Linked DNA regions of Mus musculus: region 1 is linked to region 2. The links are chromatin contacts, found by Hi-C or POLR2A ChIA-PET in ENCODE. All regions are on one chromosome and are shown on one strand. Each heading gives the region's core, a stretch centred on a gene start or an enhancer-like site at or near the end of the contact. The rest is flanking DNA. Distances are from core to core; before and after follow the strand shown. Region 1 holds the start of Paxx (non-homologous end joining factor). Region 2 holds the start of Fbxw5 (F-box and WD-40 domain protein 5).

Region 1 (2,747 bases), core at 151-2,650, 40 kb before region 2:
GTTTCTTACTAGAAGACAAGAGTATGTAAATACATAGAAGAAAAGGAAGGGACCAGGGCAGGGGAGACAGGTGGCAAGTACCTTTTGAAGCCAGGGTTAATGAGAGACTCCCCTGGACACCGTCTCCTGACCCCAGGCCCAGAGCTGCCTCTCTGGTGATCAAGTTCTGCCAGAAAATAGGATCAGGGAAATCTTGAACTCCAAAGAACCCTGGCCAGAACTCTGTCCACATGGAAAGATTCTCCCATGAGACATCTGGAGAGGCAGTTCCAGAGAAAGAGCAGCCCCAGCCCACATGCCAGGCCCACCCCTTACCTGGTAAGAACTGAGTGCCTGCTGGCTGGGTGTTCTTCTTGGGGCTAGTGATGGTCTCTTCTGCAGCTAAGAGAGAGTCGTGGCATCTCACTCAATGCCAGGAGGGTCTGCAAAAGCATGCCCCTGAGGGAAGGTACAGGTGCCCACACATACAGTACCTGCCAGCCGCCTCTCTAGGTTGCATACATGCTCTGCCAGGCTGAGAGTCAAAGCCTGCAGCCTGGGGGCTGCCTCCGGGCTGGGCACCTTGGAGAGGTCAAAGGCCAGGGCAGGGGTATCCCCTGAAAGGGTTATCAATGCTCTGTCTTCTTGCAGGCTTACAGTTACTGCCTGCTGTTGGCAGGCTGCCCTAAGGAGGGAGATGTGTGTTATGGCCAGGATGTGTTAGCACTACCCCAAGCTTCTCATTCACATGGCCTCCCTAACTGGAACTCACCTGAACCGGGAATGGATATCTTCAGCCCCACTTAGGCCAAATCGGGCTTTCTGCTGGGAACAAGGAATTGTCACTAACCCCGCCCAGGACCCTGGACCCACTGGACATTCCAAACTGCCCTACCCTGGAAATGCTATTAGAACCACTGCCACGGGGAGGGGGAGGGTGGCAAGCTACCAGCTGTCTCCTATCCCCAGCACTGTTACTCACGAGCCTCGCCAGGCTGTCAGGCGAGAAGCAGGTGCTCCAGAGCTCGGCGGCGTCCGTCACACTGGGTGGGAGGGGCTGTCAGGCACCGTGCCCGCTATGCTCCCGCACCCCACATCCCTAGACTCCACTCACTAGAGGTTGAAGTCGTCGCGGTCCCCGTCTCCACCACTATCCCGCTCGCAGTAGCACACCAGGCGGGGGGAGCCCGAACCCGGCGGCAGAATACAAAGCGGCAGCGACAACAACGGAGGAGCCATGACAGCAGGGCGGTCTCGCCGCAGGAGCCAAGTTAGATGTGGGCTGAGGGCGCCTGCGCAGAAGTACAAACTCGGTGACTCACAATCTAAGGTGTTCGCTCGGCGGCGGAACTTCTGGTTTCTGGAGGGACGGAAGGACGAGGCGATGGGCGGTACTCAAGGTTGACATTGTTTCCGGGTACCAGGCATTAAGTAAGAGGCTGACTAAAGGGCGGGGTTTAGCACGTGGGGCGGGGCGGGAAGCACTCGGAGGGCGGGGCTTAGCGCATTAGCTACTCAGTGCTATTCTGGGCTCTGTTCTTTGGCCCTTGCATCCAAACAGAGATCTACTATGGTCTCACTCCTTGTGCTCTTCCGCTTTTCTGGGTCCTTCTTAGCAACATATCTGCCGCTCTTCAATGCCGGTCTTCTTTCCTATCTATCCCCCAAGGGCTTGTACTGCAGGGCCTCCAAACTGTTGGTCACTTGTCCCTTCCTGTCACTTTAGATATAAACACATCTCTTTCTAAAGCTGAGTTGTAACAAACCAAAATACAAGAGTAAGTACAGTACATGTGGAAACGTTTGGAGATGCAGTTTTCTCCCGGGCAATACCCTCCCATTGTCTGAGTCACCACCCTCTGTGTGATACCTGTCAGCCCTGAGGACACCTTCACCAACAGGAGGTCTCTGGAACCTGAGATCTAATGGGAGAGATGACTAGTCCGACAGGACAGCACTCACACTGCAGCAAATGCTCATGAGAATCCACACAGGGCCTGCATAGTAGGGGCTGATGCCACCTGCAGAGAATGGAGCCCAGCAAAGGGTGTGCTCAGGAGGAGGCCTGATGGGAACAGAAGTCTTCCCAAGGCTGTGGAAGAGGGCTAGCATGAACCTATGAGAACCATGGTGAGAGTGGTTAGTAACTTGGTGAACTGTGCTAACATTTGAAAAGTGCCATCAGCCAAACATACTCAATTCCCACTTTCCTCTAGTTTTGCTCAACCCTGCTGAGGCTCCGGACTAGAGCCTTTGCGTGCATGGGTTTTTGCCTGTCTCCAGCCGGGTGTACTTACCTGTAGTTCTTTTGAAAGTGTCCTCTTGAGGATCCATGTAGAACATTTCACCTCTGCTCAAGTCTCCATCCCTCTCTCCCATGTCTTACTTTCCCTGCTTTTCACTGTGTACCGTACATCCTGGTTTTAGGAGTTTCTGGCTCAGCCTTGATGTCTGCCTGCATCTCCACCATTGTCTGACCCCCTCCTAGAAGCTGCATCTAAGGTCTTGCTTCTATTCTAGCCACTGGAATATGGCAGAAATGATGTCTGTCATTTCTCCCATCCCTACTGCATTGCTCACCACAGCACAAGGCAACCCAGGAAAACCTTTGATATTAAAGTATGGAGGCCTGCCTGTGCCAGAGCCAGAGCCAGAGCCAGAGCCAGAGCCAGAGCCAGAGCCAGAGCCAGAGCCAGAGCCAGAGCCAGAGCCAGAGTCAGAGCCAGAGCCCCAGAGCCAGAGCCAGAGGCAGAGGCAGAGCCAGAGGC
Region 2 (2,700 bases), core at 143-2,642:
AAAAGCACAGGCCATGTATGATCACAGGACTAGTCCGCACCGTATAGTTTCACAGACAGCTTCCTTCCCTGTTCCAGGTACAGGATGGCAAAGCTCTGATAGTCAGTCTCAGCAACCACCATATGCACTGGTCCACGGGCCCGTGAGACTGCGGCAGAACCACAACAGCACATCAGTCCTTTCCCCTCTGCCTCCAGCCCAGAGCCCTCTCCCTTGATGCCCCTGCCTCACCTTGGAACAAGAAGCGGCCAGGGACCCCTGTGTTCTCAAAGAGTTGGCGTACCTGCCAACATATCCCATCTCTGGGGAGGGGAAGAAGGTATGTCATAAGAGGAGGCACCCAGACTCTAGGAACCCCAACCCAGGAGAGGCCATATGGGATAGCTATCTAGGCCACAGAAGAGCTAGAGATGAGGTTTAGAGTCAGGAGGGCAGAGTAAGATGGGCTCAGGGGCTGGGATGAAGTCCTGCTGGGACTCACAGCTTTCGGAAGGTGCTGACAGCCATAGCTGCACCCTGGGGAGCTGCGTGCAATGTGGTGGCCTCAGCTCGGTGTCCCTGCTCCTGAAGAAAGCGGCACGAAGAGCCCACAGCCACCAGGAGCCATGTCCCTGCAAACTGGAAGTTGACTATGAGTGCTCAGGACTGGGGAAATGGGGCACCCTGGACCAATCCCGCCAAGCTAGGCAGGTTCTTATTGCTCTTTTACCTACCCCCACTCACTCCCAGATTTTACCTTCTGAGCACTGAAATTGACCTGGGCCTGGATAGTGCTGATGGGGGAGGTAGACCCAATAGGCTTTCGAGTCCTTTGGCCCAGCGAACTGGCTGTCAAGAGCAGGGTGAAGAACAACACAGCCCCTGGAGACAGCATGGCCAACCTGCTACGGACAGTAGGTGACAGGACAGCGAGGTGGAGGGGTGCACTGTCCTAGGTCAGAGTCCACTGTCCAGTGCCACAGGAAGCACAGTCCAGGAAGTCCACATCTGTCTTCCGATTACTGAACCCCTAACCCAAGCCAGGGTCCATCCTAGAACCTAGCCTTGATAGGAGCTGGGCATTGTGTCCCAAGTGCAAAGTTAAGAGTTGACCTCTGCACCCCTATTTCCACTTGTGGTCAGTGCTCAACCCTATGCATGCAATAACTGTCTTTAACTCCACAACCAACAAGAACGTGCTCATAAAGTCACTTGTTCAAAGCCCAGCAGCAGAGAGAGCAGAGGCAGAGTCTCGAACCGGCCCAGCTGAGCCTGGCTCAATCCTCCGTCCTTTAGGGTAGCCAGGAGTGAGTACTGTTCTGTGAGTCAGAACGCTCGGAAAGTAAGAGTTTGCGCAGGCGCATAAGAAACGCTGGCTGCTAGTCGGAGCCTGAGGCGCAGGCGCAAGACGGGGAAGGGGGGGGGGGGGGAACGGTCCATCGATGCCTCGGGGCTCTCAGCGTCGAGCCTGGCGCCTCCATAAAGACGTGGAGGTGGAGACTAGAGCGGCGGCGGAAGCCGGGCGCAGCGCAGCGGGCAGAGGCACCGCGGTGAGTCCCGGCTTTGGCCCCGCCGTGCTCACTCACCTGTGTCATCTGCCCTGTCCCCAGTCACCAGCCTTGTGCCCCATTACTCCCAGTCCTGCATTCACCAGCCTTCTGCCACCTTCGGTGTCCCTTGTCCCCGATCGTGGCCTTCGTTTATTTTCTCGGGCCTGGTCCCGGTCATGGGCCTCGCTCTGCCTTGTCCTACTTTAACTGGCTTTTGTCACCTTCACGGGCTTTGTTCACTGTCACCATATTTTTTTCCTGCAATGTCTACACTTGTACAGCCTTTGGTGGCCTTATCTGGCCAGTGATGGCCTTGGCAGGTTGACGTCGTCCCAATCCACCCTCCGGTGTTCAGTGGGTGAATGAAGGAGCTGCTGCCCACTCTAGCTAAGCAGCAAAGCGTGGTCCCTGATGTCTCCTCTGACATTCAGAAACCCCAATCACTCTTAACCACCCTCCTGGCCAGGCTGTCTCCTGAGTCCAGAACGACATATGCCACTGGCTAGCAGGAACCCCTTCTCAGAAGAAAGTCAGCCTTGGCCTGAAGTCCTATAGCAGCAAGGTCAAAGACAGGGTGGGCTGCTAAACCTTGGACCTGCCAGTTTGAGCAGCCCAGACCTGTTTGCTTGTCTTGTGCTCACCTGCCTCCCTGTGCCCTGTAGCATTGGGGAAGGCATCAAAGGCCCCCACCTGGAAAGTGGGGCTGCCCCCCACTTCGCAGGTTCTACCTGGCCTAGTAGTACTCAGGGGCTTGCTGTCTGGTCCAGCAAGTCCTTTGGTGTCCTGGAGAATGTAAGGTGGTGCAACGTTACTGCCTGGGTCCTTCAAGAAGTGTTGGGTCTGTGGTGGGGCAGTGCTACTTGTACACACAAAGAGAGATGCACACATCCCTCCCCTCCCCCCGCACATGCTCAGTGCAGTGGAATTCTCCGGTGGGCAGTTGGTGGGGCTAGCTAGGACTGCCATGTCTGGAACCCCAGACTATCAGTCTCTCCCTGGGGTTGGCGATGAGGAGGCTTGGGTTCAGAGCCGCCACTGGTGGGTTTCAGGACCGTCTGGGCAGAATGTCACGATGGATGAGGGGGGCCTGCCCCTGCTCCCCGACAGCCTTGTCTACCAGATCTTCCTGAGTTTGGGCCCTGCAGATGTGCTGGCTGCTGGGCTGGTATGC

The links. Hi-C counts contacts between places; a loop is a spot of excess contacts on that map. ChIA-PET counts read pairs that join two places held with the same protein, here RNA polymerase II (POLR2A).
Region 1: a map of left cerebral cortex shows a loop between it and region 2 (4-fold over the local background). The contact joins the promoter of Paxx here to the promoter of Fbxw5 in region 2. A Hi-C loop is called at or near these places in 6 of 37 maps with a recorded cell type or tissue (heart and left cerebral cortex). POLR2A ChIA-PET finds 5 or more read pairs at or near these places in 2 of 5 experiments (Patski and embryonic stem cell).

What each region holds. Positions count from the first base shown.
Region 1 is chr2:25,459,694-25,462,440 of GRCm38, forward strand. It overlaps Paxx (non-homologous end joining factor), which reads right to left and starts at 1,401. Exons shown (of 7, transcript NM_153557.1): 1 at 1,094-1,401; 2 at 962-1,022; 3 at 752-801; 4 at 474-664; 5 at 316-381; 6 at 82-166; 7 at 1-8. The coding sequence starts at 1,218.
Region 2 is chr2:25,499,358-25,502,057 of GRCm38, forward strand. Fbxw5 (F-box and WD-40 domain protein 5) reads left to right here and starts at 1,393. Exons shown (of 9, transcript NM_013908.5): 1 at 1,393-1,529; 2 at 2,579-2,700. The coding sequence starts at 2,602. C8g (complement component 8, gamma polypeptide) reads right to left here and starts at 1,149. Exons shown (of 7, transcript NM_027062.2): 1 at 737-1,149; 2 at 482-618; 3 at 232-302; 4 at 41-148. The coding sequence starts at 874.